2 separate regions of the Homo sapiens genome follow, and region 1 is linked to region 2. A link is a contact called in ENCODE Hi-C or POLR2A ChIA-PET data. All regions are on one chromosome and are shown on one strand. The core of a region is the stretch at or near the end of the contact, and the rest is flanking DNA. Distances in the headings are between cores, read along the strand shown.

Region 1 (5,937 bases), core at 1,165-3,664, 2.5 Mb before region 2:
AACAAACAAACAAACGAAAAAAAAAAAGATTGGTTCAAGACCCATAAATCCCATGAAGTTTTCTAGGACTACGCCATACCAAAGGAAAATGTCCCCTTTTTGAATATCAAATGCATTTCCACAGATTTACCACAGTTTACCTACCACTTGTCTCATATAACTTACTATTTCTTGTTCTTAAACAGTTTCCAGTAAGTTAATGATGCCACCTCAAACAGCTTGACAGCCTTTTAAGGGCAGGTACTGTCTTCACTTAAAACATCTCAGTGCCATTATGCACCAGACAATGGCAAGGTTTCTAATTTTATTTCTTTTCTATCAGTCCTTGCTAGCGACAGGAAGATAAAGGCATGTTTGATAAACACTATTCCCTTTACTTGATTTTCTACCTAAGTGTTTAGAAGAATCCAGGTTATTTTTCTTTTTCTTTTAATATAGGGTCTCACTGTATTGCCCAGGCTGGTCTCAAACTTCTGGGCTCAAGCGATTGTCTTGTGTCAGCCTCCAGAGTAGCTGAGCTTACGGAGTAGCTGGGATTACAGGCGCACACCACCACACCCAGTTTGTTTTGTTTTTTTTTCCTAGGAAACATTGCATCTACAGATATAATTATCAATTTGAAAATAAAATAGGTGCTGTGAGATGCATCTTCTCAGCACCCTAACACTGCAAGCTTAAATGAGACACTTCATTTGACAGGTAACTCGCTCTGAGTCCTCAACATACCTATTTTTAAGGGTCTTTCCCTTTTTTGCTCCTTCACCTTAGACATACCTTTTCTTATTTTAGTTCTTTAGAGTTTTAGCTCCCTTAACACATTCGGATGCATGGTTACTGGTAATAATGCCAAACCATTTAAGGAGAGCCAAAGAAATGAGGCAAGTAAAAATCATGCATAAAATGAAAACAATCTTTGAAAACCAAGAAGTTACGGTAATTGGGTCTCAGACCAATGCTTTTCCTTAAATGGAATTTGTCTAAAGAGCCACATCTTCCCCATCACCATTCTCTTAAGTATCTACACACAAATGGGGCATTAGTTGGAAATCAAACTAAATATAACCATGAAAACTTAGTCCATGATATCACGGATTGATGGTAACTTCTGAAGATTACTTTCTCCAATTCTTCACTTTTTTGCATATGTGATAAGGTCAGTAAGAAAATGTAGGAAATTATAGTTTAAAATAATCATAAGATTTAAGATGCTCTAAGTCCTTCTTGTTTCTAAGTGTATCAACCACAATTGAATGTTGAACTCTTAAACACTACAAGAGAAGACTGAGGTTAGGGGCAATTCTTTTCGATATATGTATAAAGGAATATTCCTTCAACATGGAAGTCTTGGAATGAATTTCATGTAAGAAGGGGACTGATGAATGAGGAAAGAAAGGAAGCCATCACCTGACATGCAGCAGCTCCCTCACCCCGTTTTCCTCCACCCCAAAAGCTGTAGGAAGTAGAAAGCTGCAGAATGTACCTTCCAGGCCAGGAGCAAAACATTGAGGATGGCCAGCAAGGGGCAGGGTCCGTTCTCATTCTGGGTGATGATGGGTGTGTTCTCTTCCTTCCACTGGATCCACTTGATGTGATACACAGATTGTCCCGGGAAGCGTTCCTTGGAGGCCGCCAGCACCTGAGCGGTCTCCTCCCCCTCCTCCTCCTTGCACAGAGGAACAGCCCCGGGCAACACCGCCGCGCCCTCCTCCTCCTCAGGGACCCTGTTCTCCGCTCCCTCCTCACTATTGAACTCGCAGCTACTGGGAAAAGAATGCAGGTTAGAGAACGACTCCAGAGAGTCCAGGCTCGGAGATTCCCCAGGAGGGCTCGGGTCGCTGCAACTGCTGCTGAGGCCGCCGGCGCTGCTGGGCTCTTCGGAGCCGGCGGCGGTCAGTTCTGCTTGGCAGGTGCCGGCGAGATCCGGGCGGGCTCCCGCGTCTCCGGCGGTACCCAACTCATGACCCACTCCGGCCACGGCTGTCTCCGGGGAGGCGGTCACCTTGTACTGCCCTCTCAGAGGCGCCTCGGCGGCAGCAGGACTCTCCAAACCACTGTCCTTCAAGTCCAAACCCGCGGAGGAGCTGCAGGGTCCGGGAACCTCAGGAGAGCCCGCGGGAGAAGCCGAGTCCGGGAGGCTCCTCCTGGCGGCCGCCGCCCCCAGCCCATTCCCGCCGCTGGTCTCCGCCGCCCATACCCCAGGACCATCACCAGCGGCGAGCCTGGTCTCCTGTAGCCCTTCCTGCGAAGAACCTGTCCCTGACGCTGGCCCGGCCGCCACCCCGTGTTCTAGCGGCTGCAGGCTCTCGGGGCTGCTCTCCATACCGGGCCGCCCGCCCCCAGCTCTATGGAGACCGCGGCCACTTCTCCGCAGCCAGCGCCTTGGACGCCATGACAGCTGTATTGGCAGCAACAGCGCCCTGGCGCGGCCTCGGTCAGGCACGTCACCGGGGAGAGTACTAAGAACGCGCGCGGGCGCGCGCTACCGCTCTGTCCGTGCGCTCTGAGCTTGCCTCCGCCTGACTGCGCGCTGAGAGGCGAAGGCGAACCACTCAGCAGCCGCCCACGTGGCCCAGCCCTTTCCGTGCGTCCGACCGAGCTCGCTCTCGGAAGGCCGGGCGTGGAGGGCGTGGCTAGGAGGGCGCGGCCGGGGGGCGCGCCCCCGCGGCTCAGCTCCAGTAGGAAAACATCCTCTCACTATGTGGCCGGAAGTTGAACTCCCGGGCAGCTCCCTTGTGTGCGGCTTCTTTAAAGGGAAGGCAGGAGGCGGACAGCTTGGCTGTGACCCTTTAGCGCTGGGTCGCGTGTGGCCCACCCTCGGCCTGAGGCATTGTTGGGTGGTTGGAGGTGGTTGTAGTATTTGGAAAAGAACTTGTCCCTGAAGGGCTCAGGGGACTTGGTTTCTCAGCTCCTAATATGGAAAATTAAGGCATTTCTTACGAGATGCAGATTTTAAAGCAGGCATATCTACTCGACGGCTTTGGATTACTGCACTGCACAAATTCCAGTCTCTGTCGGTTTTGGCTGAGAAGAGCTGTGCTTCTCACCAGCTACTGGTGAGACATTCGCCCTACAGGAAAGGGTCGGTATGATTGTGGACATTGACATGCGTAGCAAAAGAAAGTGGCTAATTTGCGCCAATAATAATAAATTAGCTTGTATTTGAATTAGCCAAGTCTTTGCGGTTTTGCTAACTTGGCTTCACTTTGCATGGAGTGGGAAGCGCCTGCTTCTGAAAAGGTGACTTTTTTCCTAATTAGAATGGACTCCTCTTAAGGCCATGCAGTTTTCAAAGAAGAAAGACAAGCTGGACGTTTTGTTAGTAACAAAATGTATGTGGGTCCTATTCTAACTTGTTACAGAAAAGGGCTTTTTCCCCCATCTTTTTTCTTTCAACATTTTCTAGGCTGTTGGGGATAAAAAATTAACGAGACAGGTCTTCCTTCGCAGACATATAAATACCTGATACATAATTAGAATGTGATATTTTTGCACCTCTGTTGGTTAGAGAAGGCAGACAAGATTGCAAAGTAGTATTTCATTCATTCCTTTAATACATTTTAGTACCAAGTAAGTTGCTGGATGCTGTCTGTCACTGGAGATGCCATAGTGGATCACGGAGCTTATATCTTCATGGAGCTTACTGTCTTTTTTTTTCTTATTGCTATTTTTTAATACATACTTATATGTTTTTTTGTTTTTGTTTTTGCTTTTGTTTTTTTTTTTTTTTGAAACGGAGTCTCTCTCTGTCGCCCAGGCTGGAGTGCAGTGGCACGATCTTGGCTCACTGCAACCTCCGCCTCCCGGGTTCAAGCGATTCTCCTGCCTCAGCCTCCCGAGTAGCTGGGACTATAGGCGCCCGCCACCATGCCTGGCTAATTTGTTGTTGTTGTTGTTTTTGAGACGGAGTCTTGCTCTGTCGCCCAGGCTGGCGTGCAGTGGCGCGATCTCGGCTCACTGCAAGCTCCGCCTCCCGGGTTCACGCCATTCTCCTGCCTCAGCCTCCTGAGTAGCTGGGACTACAGGCGCCCGCCACCACGCCCAGCTAACTTTTTGTATTTTTAGTAGAGACGGGGTTTCACCGTGTTAGCCAGGATGGTCTTGATCTCCTGACCTCGTGATCTGCCCACCTCGGCCCCCAAAGTGCTAGGATTACAGGCGTGAGCCACCATGCCCGGCCACACATAATATGTATTACATATAATACATGAATGTTGGATACTTATATTCTTGTTTACCTGAGAATGCAGAAGACTGTGCCCCTTTTTTTTTTTTTTTTTTTTTTTTTCCCACTTGAGACGCAGTCTCGCTTTGTCACCCAGGCTATAGTACAGTGGCGCCATCTCAGCTCATTGCAACCTCCACCTCCCGGGTTCAAGTGATTCTCCTGCCTCAGCCTCCCAAGTAGCTGGGACTACAGGCGCACGCCACCAGGTCCAGCTAATTTTTTTTGTATTTTTAGTAAAGACGAGGTTTCACTACCTTGGCCAGGCTGGTCTCTAACTTCTGACCTTGTGATCCGCATTGACATGATACTATGGTATATGTCCAACTGTAGGGTCCAGCCTTACGGGGCTTAGCGGGTGTTCTCCCCGTGTTCAGAGACGAGAGATTGTAATAAATAAAGACACAAGACAGAGAGATAAAGAGAAAACAGCTAGGCCCGGCGGACCGCTACCGTAAAGATGCGGAGACCGGTAGTGGCCCCGAACGGCTGGGCTCGCTGATATTTATTGCATACAAGACAAGGGGGCAGGGTAAGGAGGGTGAATCTTTTAAGTGATTGACAAGATGAAGCAAGTCACGTGATTACAGGATGGCGGGGGCCTTCTCTTTTAGGTAGCTGAAGCAGAGAGAGAAGGCAGCATACGTCAGCATTTTCTTCTCTGCACTTACAAGAAAGATCAAAGACTTTAAGACTTTCACTGTTTCTTCTACCGCTATCTACTACGAGCTTCAAAGAGGAACCAGGAGTATGGGAGGAGCATGAAAGTGGACAAGGAACGTGACCATTGAAGCACAGCACCACAGGGAGGGATTTAGGCCCCAGGACTGCAGGCAGGCCTGGATAATATCCAGCCTTCCACAAGAAGCTGGTGGAGCAGTGTTCCCTGACTCCTCCAAGGAAAGGAGACTCCCTTTCACGGTCTGCTAAGTAACGGGTGCCTTCCCAGACACTGGCGTTACCGCTTGACCAAGGAGCCCTCAAGCGGCCCTTACGCGGGCGTGACCGAAGGCTCACCTCTTGTCTTCTAGGTCACTTCTCACAATGTCCCTTCAGCACCTGACCCTATACCCGCTGGTTATTCCTAGGTTATATTAGTAATGCAACAAAGAGTAATATTAAAAGCTAATGATTAATCATGTTTATAATAATGATTGATAATTGTCCATGATCATCTCTATATCTAATTTGTATTATGACTATTCTTATTCTAACTATTTTCTTTATTATACTGAAACAGTTTGTGCCTTCAGTCTCTTGCCTCGGCACCTAGGTAATCCTCCACCCACATCCTACTCTTGGACAACAGGAAAATTAGAAAAGATAATGGAGAGCTTTTTCAGAATGTTGAATTTAGGAGTTGTGTGTGCTTTTGATCTCCATGTCAATCCATAAACAATAAATCCTGTTCTTAAATTTGAATTTTCTGCCTAAAAAAGAATTGGAGATGTTAATAGATTAAAATATATGCTGCTGGTTTAAGCATTTTACGGTATTTTAGGCCATGAAATATAAATAAGAATAATACAGATTTCAAGGCCGGGCGCAGTGGCTCACGGCCTGTCACCTCAGCACTTTGGGAAGCTGAGGCAGGCAGATCACCTGCAGTCGGGAGTTCAAGACCAGCCTGACCAACATGGAGAAACCCTGTCCCTACTAAAAATACAAAATTAGCTGGGTGTGGTGGCACACGCCCACAATCCCAGCTACTTGGT
Region 2 (5,706 bases), core at 1,036-3,535:
TTATGGAACCCATTAAAAACTCTCAGAAGTTGCACTTGGGAAGCCAGCCTGTGTGACACCCGGTAGCGAACTTTTTATAAAACGTCTTGGTTCTCGGCTTCCTTTTCTTAAGGCCTTTGGCAGACCTTAGATACGTTACCCCCTCGATGACTCTCCCACTTCCTAAGGATCTCCCCCTCCCAGGGTGTTGCAACTTGGAGCCATCATTCTCTCTTGGCAAGGCAAAAAATTAGAACCTTGGGGAACTTGGCAACTTTCCTCAACGTGATATAGGGCATACACACACACACGTATATATATACCTACATTCAAGATTTTTCAGCGTAATTCCAGTTTCAGCATAGCTTGCAGGCTCTGGAATTAAACTTCCAGGACTCAAATTTTGGCTCCTGCATTTACTAATTGGGTAATTTTAAGAATGTTAATTAACCTAAGCTTCCATTTCATCTGTAACAGAGGGAGACTAATAATACCTACATTATACACTCTTGGGGAGGAATAACTATGATAATGTATGGAAAGTGCTAGTCTGGCACACAAAGTGTTCAACAAACATTAGCTATTTTTATCCTTCAAAGCTTCTGTCTAGTGCACACCATGTCTATCAATTAGGTCCACAAAAATACTGTCTTTACACACCCACATGAAGATATGTATGCAAAATGAATGTCGTAAACCACCTATAGTTTCCTAAAGTGGCTAAGCTAATAGAGACCTTAGAGTATGGAAAAGGGGGCTCATTTGTGTGATGCAACTCGTGCAATGGGTAGTTGGAGCACAGCGTAATCCAAGAGGCCCCGGGGGCGGGGGGGCGGCTTATTTTGCACACAGGTGTTCTTCCTCCCTGCACCCCCACCCTCAACCCTCACCACGTGCAAGCATTCAGTGTGAGTCTGGGCCTTAAGTCTGTGGGCCAGGAGAGAGGGCACAGTGGACAAAAGCAAGAGGGTTTCAGGCCAAGGCAGGGAACTGAGAACTCAAAGGCCAGGCAACCCAAGCCAATCAGATTCACCATCCACTAGGAGTCTAAAAGGTGGCAGAGCCCCACAGCCCAAAGTCCACACACAGCAGGAAAGTGGCCAGAGGATCTAACAGGTAGAAACCTGATAGACACTCTATCAGAAAAGTTAAAGCTGAAGGGCTCATAACACCCACGGGCCCAAAGAAAGGTCAGTGTGAGCTGAACAGCTGTTCCATTTGGTGCCAGAGGCCTTGGCTGTTGTATTCTACATCCACGCAGCCTCCCTGATCAGCCCCACCTAGAAAAGCCAATTCTTCTGCTCTTAAAGGAGACTGACTTATTTGTGGCAAAGCTATCATTTAGGTATGAATGGGAAGGGGGGGAATGGTGCGGAGTCTGCGGGGGGAGGGCGGGTGTTCAACGGGCTCCAAAGGAAGGAGCTCGTGGCTGACGCCTGAGCCTCCATGTTGTGAGTACTACATGCGTTTCTTTCAGAGGCAGGCAGTGGCCTTGGCTGCAGGGACCCTGACAAGCCGCGACTTGAGCTATGCTTTAGAGCCTGGGTGGAATTGGGAGCGGTATAAAGGAGGGAGGGCATTCCTGGAAAGGGGGTGGGGTGGGGTGGGGAGGTGGAGGGGAACAGCATGAGCAAAGGCACGAAGGAAGAATGAATCTGCTGCGCGTTGAGGATGGCATGGAGACTTCCCTGATTGGAGCCGGGAGTTCTTGCAGGGGGATGGAGGCCGCTATGATTGGATAGTTAAAGTGGGGCCAGATTTGGAGGGCTTTGAATGCCCGACCGAGGAGCACTCAACCCAGCTCCTGACTCGCGATTTCCGTTCAAGACCGAATTACCTAAAGGGTGGTTAATTCCAACGGGTGTTCTTCTTTGGGGGCTTCTGAAAAGTCAGTTTATCGTCTTACCTGCTTCAGTTCTCTTCATTTACTCAGGGAGGAAGTAATCCTCACATGCATGTGCAGGGGAAGGGGGATAATGTTGATTTCTCTTTACTTGCTTTGAAGATGCCTCCCCCGCCCAAATCCCATTTCCACGCCAAATATTATTAAATTTGGTTTCTCCTCCTCCTCCTCACGCAAGTTCTCTTTCTCTCGCCAGCACCTCCCCCACGTTTTCCTGCTCTCCACCAGCCGGGCCGGACTCCTCCCGGCCCCCAGCGGCGCGCTTCCCTGGCCCGCTGGCCCGCGCCGCCCTCCGCGCCGTGCGCCCCCATCCCGGCCCGTCGCGCCCGCGGCCCGCACACCCTGGTCCACGCCCCCCGGCGGAGCGGTAGGTGTTGTGCGGTCTGCGCCGGGCCGCAGTGCGGCTGCGCGCACTGGGCTGCCTCCGGGGCTGGCAGGGCAGCGGCGGCCGCGGCGGCGGCGGGGCCGGGAGCGAGCGGCGGCGGCGGCGGCGGCGTGGGGAGTGGCGTGGAGCGGTGCCTGGGGCTGCAGCAGCACGGGGACCCGGCAGTAGAAAGCCCCGGGGACAAGGAAGGAAGGCTTGGCCGCCAAATCCCTGAGCAACCGTTCTTCTTGGATTTTGGGGGGAGCCTGCCCCCCCCACTTCGTCTTCAAACGCCCCCATCTCACCCCCCCACAGCCCCGGCCGCTGACGGGAGGAGGCGGCGGCGCCAGCGGGGGGCTGAGGGGCGCCGCCATGCCTCTCCCGCGGTGAAGCGCCCCGGCCGTGAGGAGCCGCTGGTCTCCCCGGTGATGTTCCCCAGGCGGCAGGCGAAAGCGACTCACTCGAGCCCTGGGGTAAAGGCCTAGCTTATCCAGCTTCCTTCCTCCTCCTCCTCCTCTTCCCCTCCCCCTCCCCCTCCTCCTCTCCCCCCTTCGTCCTCCCCTCCCGGTCTCTTCCCTCACCCTTCCCCGCGCCCCCATCTTTCCCTCCCTCCCTCCCACCCCTCTGCAGCGATGGCAGAGGAACAACAACAGCCGCCACCACAGCAGCCTGATGCCCATCAGCAGCTTCCCCCCAGCGCCCCCAACTCGGGGGTGGCCCTGCCAGCCCTTGTGCCCGGGCTGCCAGGGACAGAGGCCAGCGCGCTGCAACACAAGATCAAGAACTCCATCTGGTAAGAGGATCCTCCATCGCTCGCGTGAAAAAGCCCAGGCACATTTCTGCTGCAAAGTGGGTGGGGGGCGGCGGGCGGGGGGAGCGGAGGAGGAGGCTGATGCATTCATTGAATGTGGCTTTCCCCAGTCGGGTGCACATTTGTAGGATCTCTGGAGGTGTGCGGACTTTGCATCAATCAGCCCCTGTCTTCTTAGCTAAAAAATGCTTTTACCCCTTCCTCAATTGTGAGTGCAGATAAACAAGTTTTTTGGTTTTATTTTTTCACTCATTGTAACAGAAATATGGGTCGAAATTAAGTCATATTGCATGATGGTGGCATGAATTTGGAACTGGAGAATGTGAAATGTGTTTACTCCTTTTTGCAGCCATAGAAGGAGGAAGAAGTGTATTGTGAATTTTCACCAAACAGATACTGTGCGTAAGAATATTAATATGCAGCACAAAACCTAATGTGTCTCTTCCTTTCAGTTGGGTTAGCTGCTATTTCTGAATGTTTTTGCCTCCCTTATCCTAATATTAAATTTCTTTTTCAGGGAGTTTATTCTTTGCATTGATTGTGAAGAAAGTGCTTTTTTAGTATAAAATATTTTAAGATGGTAGTTTACAACAAAGTGGTTTTTTTTTAAATTAAAATATAGGGAATCAAATGTCTTGCCATTTGTATGTCTTTTTAAAAGAAACCATTGATGGAATATCTTTCGCTATTTTACTTTCTTGTATGAAAATTTCCAATATTTCAGCATTAAACTCCTAAAGTCTAGTGGGAATCTTTTAATAATTAAATACACTAAGTCCATCCACTGTTAGAGCCATTGCAATATTCTTTGAACATGAACTTGCATTGTTTTGTAGGATGCTTCATTAACTGCCTTTTTTAAGTGTAGCAATATTTTTTAAATGGAAAGTAATATTTGGAATTTGGTCTAAGATTGCTTTTAATAGAAGTTTAAAAAGAATTTTATATGGTATTTTAAAAAGCCTTGATTTTGAAAATGGAAATGAAATCTTTGCAGGGCCATCATTGAATATGAGTACTAAAATATCAAAACTCATTTTCTCATTTTGAAAACATATCGTAAAGCAACTGGCGTTGCATGAACAGTATTTGCACATTTTTAAAGTGACAATTTTTAAATACAAGATTTAGGTTAGTTATATAGTAATTTTCATTATTTTCTTGGCATGCATCCATGCCGTCATGATGCTGATATGAAGTAGGTCAGTGCAGGCTTTAATAGTTTCATCAACAGTAGTTGGCAGTTGAGTATCTTGCTTTCAGTTTTAATTTTAAAATGAAGTTTAAATATTTTAAAGGAGAATTTTTTTGGCTTTGACAATAGTCATGTTGTGGCAACTTGAATAGGTCTGATAGATATGATTGGGGTGTGTGTGTGTGTGTGTGACAGAAAGCAGGCTTTATTCTTCAATGGATACCCTCACCCCCTTTTTAAAGCTATAATTTAAAAGAAGAGATGGTGAATATCTTGCTTGCCATCAAGGTTTTCACAAAACCAGTGTGTATGTGTGTGTGTTTTTAACCTCTAGTAACGTGACGTAACTTTGTGTTTCTGAAATCATCATTAAATTGAATTAAGCACCTTGGTTTTACATTCAGATGTGGGAAATCCAAGTTAATGGACTAAAATCTTTTAAGAGAGACAAATTTTAAAAGTTGAATGAGTAATGTATATTTTAATTGATTATGAGAACAAGAGGGGAAAGGAATCTTCACTTTATAGTTTTAAAATAAGTGAGTTGTGGAGGCAACTGACTGAAATGTTTGAATAATGATGATAGTCGAGTGCACTTTTTGGCAAATAATGTGTAAATTTAATTTTTTTTTATATTGGCACATCCATTACAGCCTAACTGCTCTGACTTTAACATGAGAAAAACTTCTGAAGTAGAGTGCACTCCAGTTTTTGGTACTTGCTCTGAAAAAATAATGGGCAGCAAACACGTGAATCCCAAAATATGAAAATTTATATTTTTGTTTTAAAATTGTAATGATACACTTATTGGCATCTAATGATCAACTTTAGAAATCCTATTTGCAAAAATGATTTTTATATACTTAAAATTTCGGAATAAACAACATTTGTAGATAATAAACAAAATTAGTAAATATACTTAATAGTGTCATACCCCCTGCTCCACAAGAATGGATTTATATTATTCATCAAGTGACTATGTAAAATAAAGATATCAAAAGTGAAAACTCCTTTACTACCATATATTCCTAAGAAATAGTATATATGTATTAAATCATTTTTAATAGATGATTGCAGTTAGATATTTCACATTTTTGAGACAATAATATTATTTTACAAATTATTTTATCACCTGATAATATTCTGAGAGACTATCAGTTTTGTACTACTTCCTGAATCATCCTTTGGTGCCATTATTAATGAGAGTTTAAAATTACACTCAAAAGAAATGTGACATTTAAAAATTATCAAATGGGTTTTGCATTTGGTTTATCATAGTTTCTAAATTACTGGGCTTGCATATCACAAACAAGTCTGTACTTGTCCTCCTACTCTACAAATATAAATATAGTATGTGATGTAGGCCTTTGGACAATAAGTTATCAGTTCATAATTTACTCTGTTTATTAAACTGAAATATGGTTTGATAAAAGTATGTGCATTGAAATATCAGG

The links. A loop is a pair of places that touch in the nucleus more often than their neighbours do. ChIA-PET counts read pairs that join two places held with the same protein, here RNA polymerase II (POLR2A). Pooled maps may share reads with other maps.
Region 1: a pooled map shows a loop between it and region 2 (6-fold over the local background). The contact joins the promoter of MINDY2 here to the promoter of RFX7 in region 2. A Hi-C loop is called at or near these places in 1 of 37 single-sample maps with no recorded cell type and 5 of 50 pooled maps. POLR2A ChIA-PET finds 5 or more read pairs at or near these places in 2 of 52 experiments (B cell and activated T-cell).

The regions. Positions count from the first base shown.
Region 1 is chr15:58,767,779-58,773,715 of GRCh38, reverse strand. MINDY2 (MINDY lysine 48 deubiquitinase 2) reads right to left here and starts at 2,414. Exons shown (of 9, transcript NM_001040450.3): 1 at 1,481-2,414. The coding sequence starts at 2,320. It overlaps MINDY2-DT (MINDY2 divergent transcript), which reads left to right and starts at 2,742. Exons shown (of 2, transcript NR_135474.1): 1 at 2,742-3,329; 2 at 4,837-5,644. RefSeq lists a silencer at 2,460-2,739 and an enhancer at 2,552-3,477.
Region 2 is chr15:56,240,458-56,246,163 of GRCh38, reverse strand. RFX7 (regulatory factor X7) reads left to right here and starts at 2,285. Exons shown (of 10, transcript NM_022841.7): 1 at 2,285-2,719; 2 at 2,877-3,039. The coding sequence starts at 2,879. It overlaps LOC124903569 (laforin-like), which reads left to right and starts at 1,346. Exons shown (of 3, transcript XM_047433428.1): 1 at 1,346-1,430; 2 at 1,985-2,181; 3 at 2,282-2,813. The coding sequence starts at 1,346. The coding sequence ends at 2,731. It also overlaps a transcript of TEX9 not described here. RefSeq lists enhancers at 376-1,021, 1,260-1,309, 1,022-1,667, 1,668-2,313 and silencers at 1,560-1,609, 2,100-2,389, 2,540-2,599, 2,690-2,759.